3 separate regions of the Homo sapiens genome follow, and all the other regions are linked to region 2. A link is a contact called in ENCODE Hi-C data. All regions are on one chromosome and are shown on one strand. Each heading gives the region's core, a stretch centred on a gene start or an enhancer-like site at or near the end of the contact. The rest is flanking DNA. Distances are from core to core; before and after follow the strand shown. Region 1 overlaps SEMA4D (semaphorin 4D). Region 2 overlaps LINC03062 (long intergenic non-protein coding RNA 3062). Region 3 overlaps SEMA4D (semaphorin 4D).

Region 1 (4,192 bases), core at 516-3,015, 290 kb after region 2:
CCCTGCTTCCAGGAGTCTATGTGGACCTGGGGAAGCCCCGATCCCCCGTGTGTGCAGGAGGAGGCTGGTGGAGCCCACAGTCCCTGGCAGTAGGGGTTGTTAGATGTGCTAATAGCTGCACCCTGCTTGTTATATCTCTCTGAGTCTTCTTAGCTAGGCAGATATAACTGGCTTCATTTCACAAGTGGTAAGAATGATAGTTAATGCCTCCCAGTGCTTAAACAGCATCGGGCACCTAGGAAAGCACTAGGAAGCATTAACTGATTAGTCATGGATCCTCATAACCAAATGAGACAGGCAGTATTAGTATGCCCACTTTTTGGATAAGGAAACAGAGGCCCAGAGAGGCTCAGTAACTTCCCTCAGGAACACACAACTTGGAGAAGCCAGGACTGGAACCCAGGTTCCTCTGATTGCAGAGCCCCTTGCTCTTGCTTCATCCCACTTGTCTTCTCTGTGTGCTGAAGAACACCAGGTCCCTGCTTAGGGAGTACGCCCAGAAGGCGAGGTCATGTCTGCAGGATGGAGGCCAGATGAAGGCGCTGCCAGTGGCTCTGTCCTTCTGCCATCAGCGACCACTAAATACCTGTTCGCAAGGCCTGGGCGTTGGAGCCCCACACTCTCCTGCACTAGAGGGGGTGCACCAGGAGAGGATGTGAAGGCCATGAGAGGGAAATGCTTCTCTCTCCTAATTAATTTCATTGCTTTTTGATGAACAGGCCATTGGATTCTTTTTACCTGTGCTGTCAGGAGTTGGGAGATATGAGTTAAAACAGCATGATGAGTAATTACATGAGAAGTGTGGGTTTGCATTTTTAAGCCAGGTAACTCATAACTGTGGGGTTGCACGCTGAGAAAGAAGAAACAAACCGTGTATGTGTAGGGTGAAGGCAACGCGGGGTTGGGGCCTGGGCAATTCACTAAGAAAGGAAGTGTGTTCCCACTCAGGAACCTTGGGGCTGGCAGCTGTTTTTGGAGGCTAGATATGAACCCCCAGCTGGGAGGCAGGACACAAGGATGCTGGTGTTCAGGTGGAGTTGTTGGAGGCAATTGAGATGAGAACCCAGACCTGCTGACATTTGTTGTTGGATGCCACAAAATTACCGTGAATATGATACGTGTCTTAAACCACAGGATGAGCAGTTCTGGGTCTTTATTAAAGTGACAAAGGCTTATTTCATTTCTAAAAAATAGAAGTTTTTCAGGTGTTTTTTTGTTTTTTTTGAGACGGAGTCTTTTTCTGTCACCCAGGTCAGAGTGCAATGGCGCGATCTTGGCTCACTCCAACCTCCACCTCCTGAGTTCAAGCGATTCTCCTGCCTCAGCCTCCCAAGTAGCTGGGATGACAGGTGCGCACCACCACACCCAGCTAATTTTTGTATTTTTTTTTGATAGAGACGGGGTTTTGCCTTGTTGGTCAAGCTGGTCTTGAACTCCTGACCTCAAGTGATCCACCCGCCTCGGCCTCCTAAAGTGTTGGGATTACAGGCGTGAGCCACAGTGCCTGGCCAGTTTTTTAGTTTTAAAATCCGTGATATTCACATTATTTACCTAAGCCTCTTATTTATGTATGAATCTCTGCCTTTGTTGCCTTCAACTGTTTTTTGGCACAGTCTCTGGGCGGCCACTGTCCCCTCTCCCTCCCGTGTGACAGGAAGGCCTCGTGGAAACAAGTGATGTGGCACTTTGCAGGTGCCCACAGTAGCGTGGACTTTCCCTCTTTGCTTGTCCAGCAGTTGTGCCCAAATGCTCAGCCCTGCCCCAGGAGTTTCAACAGGAAATGTCGGTGTCAGGTCCTGGGTGGATGTGGCCTTTTCCAGGATTCTCATAGCTGCTCATGTGAACCTACTTTTGCTTATAAAATTGGCCGTAAGAGCCATCCACTGCTGGAGGGAAGACCCCAGTATCAGTCTCTGGAAGCTCCACTACGGTGGGGCCTGATGAATCGTGATCGTTTCTGATCACTGCCCTCGCGGTTCATTTGCTAACCTCAGGTGCCTGCTCAGGGTTCAGAGGATGTGTCGGCCCCGAGGGGTGGGGGGACCGGATGTTGTGTGCCTGGATGGCCGTGTCTAAGGTTCTGCTTCCTGGGGAGGGGTGTACAGGGCGTCTGTAGAGGAGGGAGCCGTCCAGTGAGGGGCCTGGGTGGGAGGGACGGGGGCTCCTGTAGAGGAGGGAGAGCCGCCTCCTTCCCAGCTGGCTTCAAAAAAAGAGCCGTGATCATATAAGCTCTGAAAGCAAAAGGCAAACAAAAAAGAAACCCTCCTCACCACAGAATATGCTGGAGTCTGATTCCAAGGTTTAACAATTACGTGGCTCCTGTGTTAATAGAATCATGGAGGGATCAGCGTCGGCTCCTGAGCGTCTGCAGTCCTGCACGTGGCTCTGGTTTTGCGATTCTGATTCTCTTGATCTAATTGTTGGTGCTGCTACTGCACCCCACGATCCCTGTCTTGAGACTGATCTCCCACACTGCAAAGGAGTGACAGCCATGCTATGGAACCTTGCCACACCACGGTGGACACCGTTCTGTTTGGCTGAAAACCAGCCATCCAAAAATAAAGGAAGATGAACAGCTCTTTAGTGCTTGTAATTATGCCATATGTGTTTCTGCTTTTTCCTTCTTTGCCTCATGAAGATGAATTTTAAAGGATACATATCTGGAGCTAATAGACAATTAGATAGTACTTTTTTGGTTCACAGACTCTGCTAACTGGAATGGCTTATTGTGCAAGAAAGTACACCTGGTCGGGTCCTGGGGCTCATCTCTAGCACCAGGTAACGGGCTGGGCTGCCCTTCCCCTCTGTTCGTGGGTGGGTGGTTGCACAGCTCCTCCCTCCTGTCTGCCCCAGTGCTGTCTTCCCCAGCACATGCAAGCCAAGCTGATCCTGCGTCTAAGGAAGTCTAGAAGGTTTAAACTCACAATAATTTGTTTTCAGTGCCTTTCTAGGAGTGTTGCTGAGTTTAAGTGGATGCACAGTTTAAGGGCTTAAATAGCCTTGTTTCCCATTATTTTCACAGCAAAGATTTCTGAAGACGTCTTTCTAGAAATGACTGGAAAGTTTCAAGAGGCATAAGATACAGGTAAAACCACTTTATTCATGATCTGTAATTTCAGTTGAGCAGAGTTGATAATGTGTAGAGGCCTCAGTTGGATCTGGCAGGTGGTTGGTTGCTTGGTCCCTTGGTCCCTGATATCCTGTGGGGCAAAGCTTCAGACTTGGCTGCCATCCCTTGGGCCCGGCATGGGGAGGTGGGTGCTGGGCACCCACAGTGATTGTCTGTCTCTGTTCTTGCTCTGCCACTGCTTGTCCCAGCTCCCCCTATTCTTCCCTGCTCTCTCGGCCTCTCCTCCCACTGGGTCTTGGGATTGTGGCAGCTCCGCGGCTGATGGCCCCTGGTGCCTGCACCAGAAAGCTTACTCTCTTCTTTTGGAGGGTGCAGGAAGGTGGCTGGTAAGGTGTGGTGTAATAAGAGGGCTCTCCAGGTCACCCTCCTCAGATTTGGGCCATTTTGTGTTTAATCTTAATTTTGGTCCGTTCCAAGCCATGCATTTTCAGTTTCAGAGGAGAAGGAAATAACCAGCTTAATTTGTGAAAACAAAAGTCAAACCCCATCTTTCCTTCATCATTTTCATATTACTCAAGTATCATGAATGAGCCCCCACAAGGTTTTTTATTCTGCTGGCTTTTAAAGAGTCCTGCTGCCAGCTTAGACCTTCATGGTTCCTATGCATGGGACCGTGATGAGAGCACATCTTGCCAATTAGATAGGGCGGCTTTAATTAGCACAGCATCACTGCCAGGGAGACAGCACTTTCTGTGCTTATTGGCTAGATATATTATCTGGTCCATTGGGGTGGGAGCTCTGTTTTCTTACATTTGTTAAATCACTTTATTTATTAGGAATTGGCACTTGTCTTACAAGTATTTTTTGCTGGTTTCTTTTTCCTCCCTTAAGTCATTTGTCTTTGAGTTTTGTTTTTTGTCAGTCTCTTCATAAAAAATATTTTGGAATCTTTAGTTATAAGGTAATTGAAAGCAGGGACAATTTTATCCATTCTGTGCTGTATTAAGCAGTAAGAGAATTCCATTGTGAGAGCCCAGGAGGACTGGCTCCTTCTGTTATTTTTTACTTTGCTGTCACAAAAAGCACGAAGTATATATGGGGAAAGGAAGCCACTTCTCATTT
Region 2 (4,372 bases), core at 429-2,928:
CCTGCTCACCTTCTGTGAGGCATGGGCATGGAGCTGTGCTTCTGCCCCACGTGTGCTCCAACAGTAGCTCTGGCCGCGGAGGGAGGAGGGAGCCCAGGGACTTTGTGACACTGTTTTTCACCGTAAGCTTCCTTAAACAAACAACATTGCCACGAGCCAGAATTAATTGAACCCACATGCCAGTGTTCTGAGTGGCTGCCTCTATGTGTATGTGTGTATAGAGATATGTAGGTGTGCATGTGTGTGCATATATATGTGTACTGTGTACTTGCATATCATGTGTACATGTGCATTCTGTGGTGTGCTTGTATGTGCATATGTGTGTGAGTGTATATGCATTGTGTGCATATATGTGTGTGTGTATGTGTAGTGTATGTGCATGCATGTATATATGTGGGTATGTACATAGGTATGTGTGGATGTGGCTGAATGTGTGTATGTATGAGGGTGTGTGAATGGGTGTGTAGGTGCATGCATGTACATGGGGGTTGGGCACGTGTGTGGGTGTGTAGTGTGTGTGGATGTGCATACATATGCGTATGTGGGTGTATTGTGGATGTACCTGTGTGTGTGTATGCATGTGTGCATGGGGGGTATGTACATGGGTGTGTAGTGAGTGGCGTGTGTGCGCATATGTGTGCGTGTGTACAGAGGTATTGGTCTAGTCCTCCCCAGCGTGCTGAGCCATCGCTCAGGGCTAGCAGTCACTGCTGGGCTATGTGTTCTGCACTAAATCGTCACAAACAAACAATGTTCCCAATTTACAGATGAGAAATCCAAGGCACAAGGAGGTGAAGTCCCTCACCTAGGCCATGGGGACAGCTATACAGCTTGGGTGGTGACACAGACCTGTGTTGAGATCCCTGGCCTGCCACAGCCTGGCCAAATGGCTCGCCTTTCCTTTACCCCTCCTTGGTAATGTGAGGACAAACTGCTCACCTGCAGGACCTGTGGGGAATCTGAGAGCTCTCGTGTGGGGAGAAGCTTGCCTGGTGTCTGAGAGAGCAAGTGCCCCTCCTCGTTCACTCACAGGAACTTCCTGCACACCTACTCTGTGCCCGGCATCACGCTGGTGCCATAAATCCAGCTCCTGGAAGCAGAGCTCAAGCATGGATTCATGTGATTTCTAAAGGGTTTGCTCCTGGATAGCAAAAATGGAGGGAGAGGTGTGGGGCAGGGAAGGGGAAGAGGCCAGGGTACAAGTTCAGTAAGAGCCCCAGCCCCTACCTGATCTCACCTGCAGCATCGATCGACAATGAATGTTTAAGCTGTGACGTGGTTGTTTAAGCTGCCTTGAATGGTCCGTGGTGCTCGTTGCAGAGACCCTAGCAGATGAAGACAACCCCAGGCCCCCAGAGCAAAGGGAAAGCAAGGCCTCTCATCCTCGCTGCCTGGACTCCCCCGACCGGGCACTCCATCTCCCCAGGAAGGAGTGTGGGGAAACAGCCCCGTCTACACTGGGGACAACCCACTTCCAGAAGCCCCTGTCCAATACTTTTACCCTTGATTTTTCAGCCTGGAGCATTTTATAGGAAATATAATCCACATGGCATTGAGTCACTGGGCCTGAGCTCAGCAAAAGTTGTTTTGTAAGAAATGTTTTCTATCCACCAGAGGCCTCTTTTCTTAGAAACAGGAAGTCATTTTTAGCCAAGAATAAACAAGCTTGACACTAAGCAGGTTAGTTTTTCACACAAAGCCCCTGACGGACTTTGTGGACTTCTTAGTCATAGGTTGGATTTCCTTTTCGGACTCTTTTCTTTTGACTCTTGACTGTTGAAATAAGATGAGTTCGCACTGGACCTACTGCCCACGGGACCCCCACCAAGCCACCACGCGAACATGGCGTGCATGGCCCAGGGTAGCAGCAGAGGCCACGTGACTTCAGCAGGCCCGATAACACTAACAGCTACCATTGACGGGGGTACCAGTACTTGGTGGCAGCATGCTGTAATCGTAAAGAAAATGAGCTGTAGATTTCTGAGCTCATCACTCAACCTCTCTAAAGGCCACAATCCATGTCTATAAAGAAATGTGGACAACCAACTGACAAGCTCGTTGTCAGAATTCAAAAAACCAGTGTCAATGTGCACGCCCATCTCAGTGCAATGCCTGGCATGGAGCACATGCTTGATAAAGGGTAAGTAATGTCACTACTGGAGGTCACATGAGATTCACCAACAGAGAGAACAGGGGCGGGAAAGGGGCTCTTTCACATTTGTTTTAATCCCTAGAACCCAGTGCTGTTACTGGCATGTGGTAGGAATGTCATTTACTATGCGTTGAATGAAAAGAATAAATGAGGATACAGACGCAGTCTGCTCCTAAATATTTAACAGCAATCCTGGCTACTTAGGCTTCTCCCTCCAAACGTATTGCTTCTTCAGCTAAGACAGCAGAAGAGGTGATTTAGTCTACGGTTGTTATACTCGGCCACAAGTGAACACAGAAATAGTCCAGAGTGTCACAGGTCCAGGGCAAAGGACTAACATGGACAGTTATGGACATGAGCAAGGTGGGTCTCAGAGGTGGTCTTGGCGATCAGATGGCGATGAAGTTCTAGATGCATTGAAACAAGCTCTAGACAGTAGCATGCAGTCCAACAACTTGTACCAGCATCTCCAGCCTCTGGCATTCATGTTTCTGCTCCTGGCACCTCCATGGGTGCAAAAACCTAGCGGTTTACTTGGACCTCTGCCTCATCTTTCTTCCTTTGAGCTTCAGTCTGTGCTTTTGCTTCTTTCTCCACTTGGCTCTCGCGGTGCAGAGGTTTCCAAGAAGATGGCACTAAGGCCAAGAGACGTATTGCTTTGATATTAATCAGATAGAGTTTATATCCCTGTCAAACTCAACAGGAAAGTTTCATGGTTTTTTTTTTTCCACTTTAGCATGGATGTTCCAGGTGATGGAACCCAACTGTGGGTTATTTAGACAAGGCTCTTGCTTCCAATCCACTGGAGTGGGCGAAAGAAAGAAAGAAAGAGAGAAAGAGAGAAAGAAAAGACAAGAAAGAAGGAAAGAAAGAAAGAAAGAAAGAAAGAAAGAAGAAAGAAAGAAAGAAAGAAAGAAAAGAAAGAAAGAAAGAAAGAGAAAGAAGGAAAAAAAGAAAAAGAAGTGGAAGAAGTGGAAGCAATGACCTCAGGTGAGTCTGAAGCGGCAGGTTGCATTTTCCAAAGATGGCTGAATAACATCTAGCATCCCACTGTCTCTTCCGCGGTGTGGCCTTGCCAGTCCCTTTCAAGGGCCTCATCTCTCCCACTTGACTCTGGGCCAACCTCTGTGACTTTGTCAACCAATACAAGTTCTGATTCTTCCAAGCCCAGGCTATCCAGAGGCCTTGCAGCTCCTTGTCAACTCTTGGGACCTGGCCCTTGGGATGCTCCCTCTTGGGACCTGGCCACCATGCTAGGAGAGGCTGAGTGGAGAGGGCTCATACGGGCACTCCTGAGATCCCAGGCCGAGAGGACAGCTGAAAGCCAACATCTTTGGCCAGGCACATAGATGAAGGCACCATCTTGGACATCCGCTCAGCAGAGGTTTCAGAGACTCCAGGTCTGGGCACTGTCTGATTGGATCTGAAGCCTCACCATTGTGAGGATGGTGTGGCCAAGCCCAATCTACCCACAGCACCATGGGAGAGAATAACAAATTGTTGTTCTAAGCCACTGAGCTTTGAGGTGCTTTTAAATGCAGCCATAGTCAGCCAGAACAGTGAAGAGGGCATCAACAGGACAACAAGTCAATGAGAGGACAGGACTTCAGGAGTGATGGGAGGAGGGAAGCTCTCTAAAGAGGCACTGTGTAGCTGAAATGCAGGTGACCAGGAGCCGGGCATGCAAAGGTGAGGAGAAGCATGCAGAAGCAGTGTGGCAGAGATGCTCAGGCGGCATGAGCTGGCCTGGGGTCGGGTGGGCAGCTGGGGAGACAGTGAGCAGGTCAGAAGGGGCCAGGGGAGCTGGCCATGTGGACAGCAGCAAGGAGTTCACCGGGAGGCATTAGGAGCAGTGGCGAGCCTGCGAATGGCTTTAAGCAGGAGGCTTTGTGGTCTGACACACCCAGTGGGGAATGGATTAGGTCTGGAGGGTAAAGAAGGAGGTGGGAGCTGGGAGGCCACCCAGGTGAGGAGTGGGGAAGTGGCAGTGGCACCTCATCTCCTCAATGACCAATGTCCCCTGAACTGGCTGCTCAGAGGCTGATCTCTCTTGATGACAGGCCTCTGGGTGGGGGCACTGGGTGGGTACCCATACTGTTCACCATGCAGGGCTGACCCCACCAGTCTGTGCCAGCCTATGGCGACTGCTTCCCTGGGAGGAAGGACAGAGTTGTGTTCCTTGATCAGCACCAAGCAATGATGTTCTGTCTCATTTTAAGA
Region 3 (4,083 bases), core at 1,545-4,044, 310 kb after region 2:
GCCATCACAGGAAGCATCTGGCAGAGCAGGGTTTGGGATTCTGGGATCTGAGGGAGCAGGAAGGGATGTCCGACTCACAGCTTCAAAGTGAGCACACTGGCTCCGGGCTTGAGCTCTAGGGCTGTGAGTGGTTCCCATGAGCACACCTGATGGCTACACTGTGGGTCTGGCGTTGACTGAGGCCACCTCCACTGTAGCAGTGCCTGTTGCAGCAACACATGGCCCTCGAGACATGACTGCACCCAGACGTGCTCATTGTCACTGAGACAGGGACCTAGGATGTGCTCAGGTTTAAAAATGCTTCCATCGCTCTTTTCTTCCTCCCACTCTGACCCTGCCCTTGCATCCCACAGAGGTGCACCTGGTGCAGTTTCATGAGCCAGACATCTACAACTACTCAGCCTTGCTGCTGAGCGAGGACAAGGACACCTTGTACATAGGTGCCCGGGAGGCGGTCTTCGCTGTGAACGCACTCAACATCTCCGAGAAGCAGCATGAGGTACGTCCTGGGCTCCCCTGCATGTCCACATAGCCCAGCTTGAGTGGGCAGCCTCTCCTGGCCCCACTGTGGGGCTGGGGGCTGACTTACCTGGAGCCTCCATTCTGTAGCTGTGACCATGCAGCCCCATCTTTGGGTGTCCACCAGCAGTTCACCCGGGGACCACCCTCTTTGCTTTTTTTTTTTTTGAACTTTTTATTATGAAAAAATCTCAAACATACCTATGAGCAGAGACAGCTATGCCATGAGCCCTGTGCCCACTGCAGCTTATGCAAGGCCGGGTGTTCAGTCTTGCCTACAGTACCCTCCACCTCCTGGGGCATTGAGGCAGATCCCGACACCACATTCTTCATCTGGGTATCTCTTACTGGAAAGGGCCCCTTGTCGTGCAAATAATCAAAAATAGCTTCTCCAAAATTTATATCATCATACATTCAGCCAGTGTTCATATTTCACCGACTCTTGTGGATGATGCTTGTTTAGTTGGTTCAAACGTTTAGTTTGAATCAGGTTGCAACCACGCTGTCCCAATCCATTGCAGCTGGTCACCCTGTCCATTCAGTCTCCGCTTCTAGGAGCCAGCCTCGGTTTCCTTCCTGAGAAAGCTACTCTGCACAGCCCATCCCATGTCCCACTCTTCACATTGCTCCTGATTCCTCGGTGTCTTTAAACATTTTAAAAAATCAAACCGAATTTAAAATTTGATTGTAGCTCACTGCAGCCTCAAACTCCTGGGCTCAAGTGATCCTCTTGCCTCAGCCTCCTGAGTAGCTGGGACTGTAAGTATGTGCCACCACACCCAGCCCCACTCATGGTGTCTTTAGCATGCACCTCTGTCTTCACATCCCCAGCTGGGTGTCAGATCCAGGCTCATCCCTCTCAGGGCTGTGAGGCGGGCTTCTCCATGGAGGCAGGTGTTCCTCCTCCTCAGTCTCGGTGGCCTTTGACCAGCGAAGTCTAGATGCTCTTCTCATCAAAGATTGCAAAACGCAATGTTCTGATTCTACCTCTCCTTCTCTACTTGTTAGCTGGAAATCGTATAAAAGGGGAAGTGCCCATCACCAGCTATTTTGGTCCGTAGAGGTCCCATTTCCTTTGGGAAATGCAGAATCGATGCTTGGAATCTTTGCCTTTATTTACCAGTTTTCAGAATAATGAGTTAATGAGTCAGTTTCCCCTCTGAAGGGCAAGAGTGAGTTTTTTGATTGATTTTTAGTGTCACAATGAAGTCATAGATTTAAAGATATTTGCTCTTCTTTGACCCATCACAGTGAAACACCTACCTCATGCTCAAATCGTCGCATCCATGGTCAACAGCAGCCTGTTTGGGTTGGCTCCTGAGACCTCGCGGTGTGGGGTTAGTTTTCTTGCTCTCTGGAATCTGTTCCAGGTTCACGCTGGACATTTTCTGCCCAGATCTCTTTTTGTTTTCATCTCCAGGGTCTAGCTTATTTCTCAATTTCTGTTTGACACATAAATGAGCTCTGAGCATTATGCTCTGAAAACAAGTATTTGGCTGGGTGCTGTGGCTCACGCATGTTATCCTAACACTGTGGGAGGTCGAGGTAGGCGGATTACTTGAGCTCAAGAGTTTGAGACCAGCCTGGGCAACATGGCGAAACCCTTTCTCTACAAAAACTGCAAAAAATAGCCAGGTGTGGTGGCTCAGGTCTTGGGAGTCTGAGGTGCTTGGAAGTCTGAAGTGGGAGGATCACTTGAGCCCAGGAGGTCGAGGCTGCAGTGAGCTGAGATCATGCCACTGCAGTCCAGCCTGGGCAACAGAGCGAGACCCTGTCTCAAAAAAACAAAAACAAAGTATTCAGCACTGTGAGGCACTCTGAGCAGAAAGATGTGGTGGTCTCACCTCACTCAGCTCTTACTCTTCGCGTGTCTGTTAAATTCTCTTCCTCTGAGCGCCTTCCTGACCACACAGGCTCACACTCGGTCTTGGGGGAATTGTGGACAGTGTGTTTGTGCTGGCCCCACAGGTGTTCAGTGAGAGCCAGACATTGCTCTGTTAATGACACCATGGTGGTCCCTCGGGGTTGGGGAGAGGCTTGGGGACCTCTTATACTTAAAAGAAAAAAATAAAGAGACCCCCGCCAAGCATCAGTGAAAATCCCTGCAAACGTGATCAAGAGTCTGTTGAAGTGTACGTTCCCTTGTCCTTATGCATTTCATGCGAGTTGACGAAATCATCTGTACTTTAAATGCTGAAGGAAGTGGCTATTTTAAATGAGACTCTGTTCCGCTTTTGTGTGCCCCTATCAGGACTTCCATTTCTATGAAATGACACTCCCTTAGTACTGTGTCTGCAGCCTGGGTGCTGTTCAGGAACTCACAGAGTTAGTTAGAAACCTAAAGTGGGGTTCCTCTCCTCATACTCTCCCTCCTAGAAGCCCTGTGTGCTTCCTAACCTCTGAGTCCTGACACCTGCTACAAGCCTTTTGGTGGAGAAAAATACATTGTTACTGGTTTCTTTTGCATCAGTTATGGAACATCACAGAGAGAGGGGGCATTTTGGGGAAGGTGAGGCAGAGATAGATATAGAAACCTTCCCTTTTGTCTTATGTTGCTTTCTATTCTGTGGGGGCTTTGGAGGGCAAGGGGCTAAGGCCCCCACCCCCTGGAAGTTTCTGATCACGAATTGTCCCTGGTTTGAAAGAAGAGGTGGTAGGAACATGGATCTTACTAAGATGGTGCCTGAGCTGAGCTGGTGGTGTTAGTTCATCACTTCCTCCTGCTGCCAACATGCAAGTTTAAGGAATCGTAAATCTCCCTTTCTACTGATACAGTGAATATTGTGGCTTTTTTTTTTAAACTGGACTGTAGAGTCACTTTTTTTTTTTTTTTTTTTTTTTTTTGAGACGGAGTCTTACTCTGTTGCCCAGGCACACGAGGCTGGAGTGCAGTGGTGCGATCTCGGCTTACTGCAACCTTCGCCTCCCGGGTTCAAGAGATTCTCCTGCCTCAGCCTCTCGAGTAGCTGGGATTACAGGCGCCCGCCACCACTCCCAGATAATTTTTGTATTTTTAGTAAAGATGGAGTTTCACCATGTTGGCCAGGCTGGTCTGGAACTCCTGACCTCAGGTGATCCGCCTGCCTCAGCCTCCCAAAGTGCTGGGATCACAGGTGTGAGCCACTGCGCCCGGCCTGTAGAGTCACTTTGAATGGATGGAAAAAAGCCCACTTTGATGTTTGAAAATACTTATGGTTTAGGTTTTTGAAAAATAATTTAATTTTCTCCACTTTCACGAGTTTGATTTTTGCTGCTGTTTTATGGTGAGTGATGGAACTTTTGGAGCTGGTCTTCCAGACTCCACTGGTTTCAGGATAAGGATCACAGTGAGGATGTTCATGAAGGCCCCAGGCTGCTCCCCTGCTCTCTGAACCTCCCTTGCAGTCTGAGAATTGATCATCTCAGGAGAAACCTCTAGGCTCTAAACTCTATCATGTGCTTTTAAAATTGTGCATTTTTATACTAGTATCTCTTTAAAAGAATATGCACTGATATGGACTCTATCCCAACAGGTGTATTGGAAGGTCTCAGAAGACAAAAAAGCAAAATGTGCAGAAAAGGGGA

What was found. A loop is a pair of places that touch in the nucleus more often than their neighbours do. Pooled maps may share reads with other maps.
Region 1: a loop to region 2 is called in a map with no recorded cell type, with 4 times the contacts of the local background. The contact joins two enhancer-like sites. A Hi-C loop is called at or near these places in 1 of 168 maps with a recorded cell type or tissue (naive thymus-derived CD4-positive, alpha-beta T cell), 5 of 37 single-sample maps with no recorded cell type and 9 of 50 pooled maps.
Region 3: a map with no recorded cell type shows a loop between it and region 2 (2.3-fold over the local background). The contact joins two enhancer-like sites. A Hi-C loop is called at or near these places in 3 of 37 single-sample maps with no recorded cell type and 7 of 50 pooled maps.

Annotation. Positions count from the first base shown.
Region 1 is chr9:89,416,949-89,421,140 of GRCh38, reverse strand. All of the region lies in intron 2 of SEMA4D (semaphorin 4D), which reads left to right. Among named protein-coding and RNA genes, the nearest start is that of SEMA4D, 79 kb to the left of the region's middle. RefSeq lists an enhancer at 402-551. Within about 2 kb of position 1,765, at least 7 of the 41 ENCODE cell types and tissues checked have a DNase peak (open chromatin) inside an H3K27ac peak, as active enhancers do.
Region 2 is chr9:89,708,162-89,712,533 of GRCh38, reverse strand. All of the region lies in intron 5 of LINC03062 (long intergenic non-protein coding RNA 3062), which reads right to left. Among named protein-coding and RNA genes, the nearest start is that of LINC03062, 71 kb to the right of the region's middle. RefSeq lists an enhancer at 1-259. Within about 2 kb of position 1,678, at least 3 of the 41 ENCODE cell types and tissues checked have a DNase peak (open chromatin) inside an H3K27ac peak, as active enhancers do.
Region 3 is chr9:89,399,287-89,403,369 of GRCh38, reverse strand. It overlaps SEMA4D (semaphorin 4D), which reads left to right. Exons shown (of 16, transcript NM_001371194.2): 4 at 354-499; 5 at 4,032-4,083. Among named protein-coding and RNA genes, the nearest start is that of SECISBP2, 83 kb to the right of the region's middle. Within about 2 kb of position 2,794, at least 4 of the 41 ENCODE cell types and tissues checked have a DNase peak (open chromatin) inside an H3K27ac peak, as active enhancers do.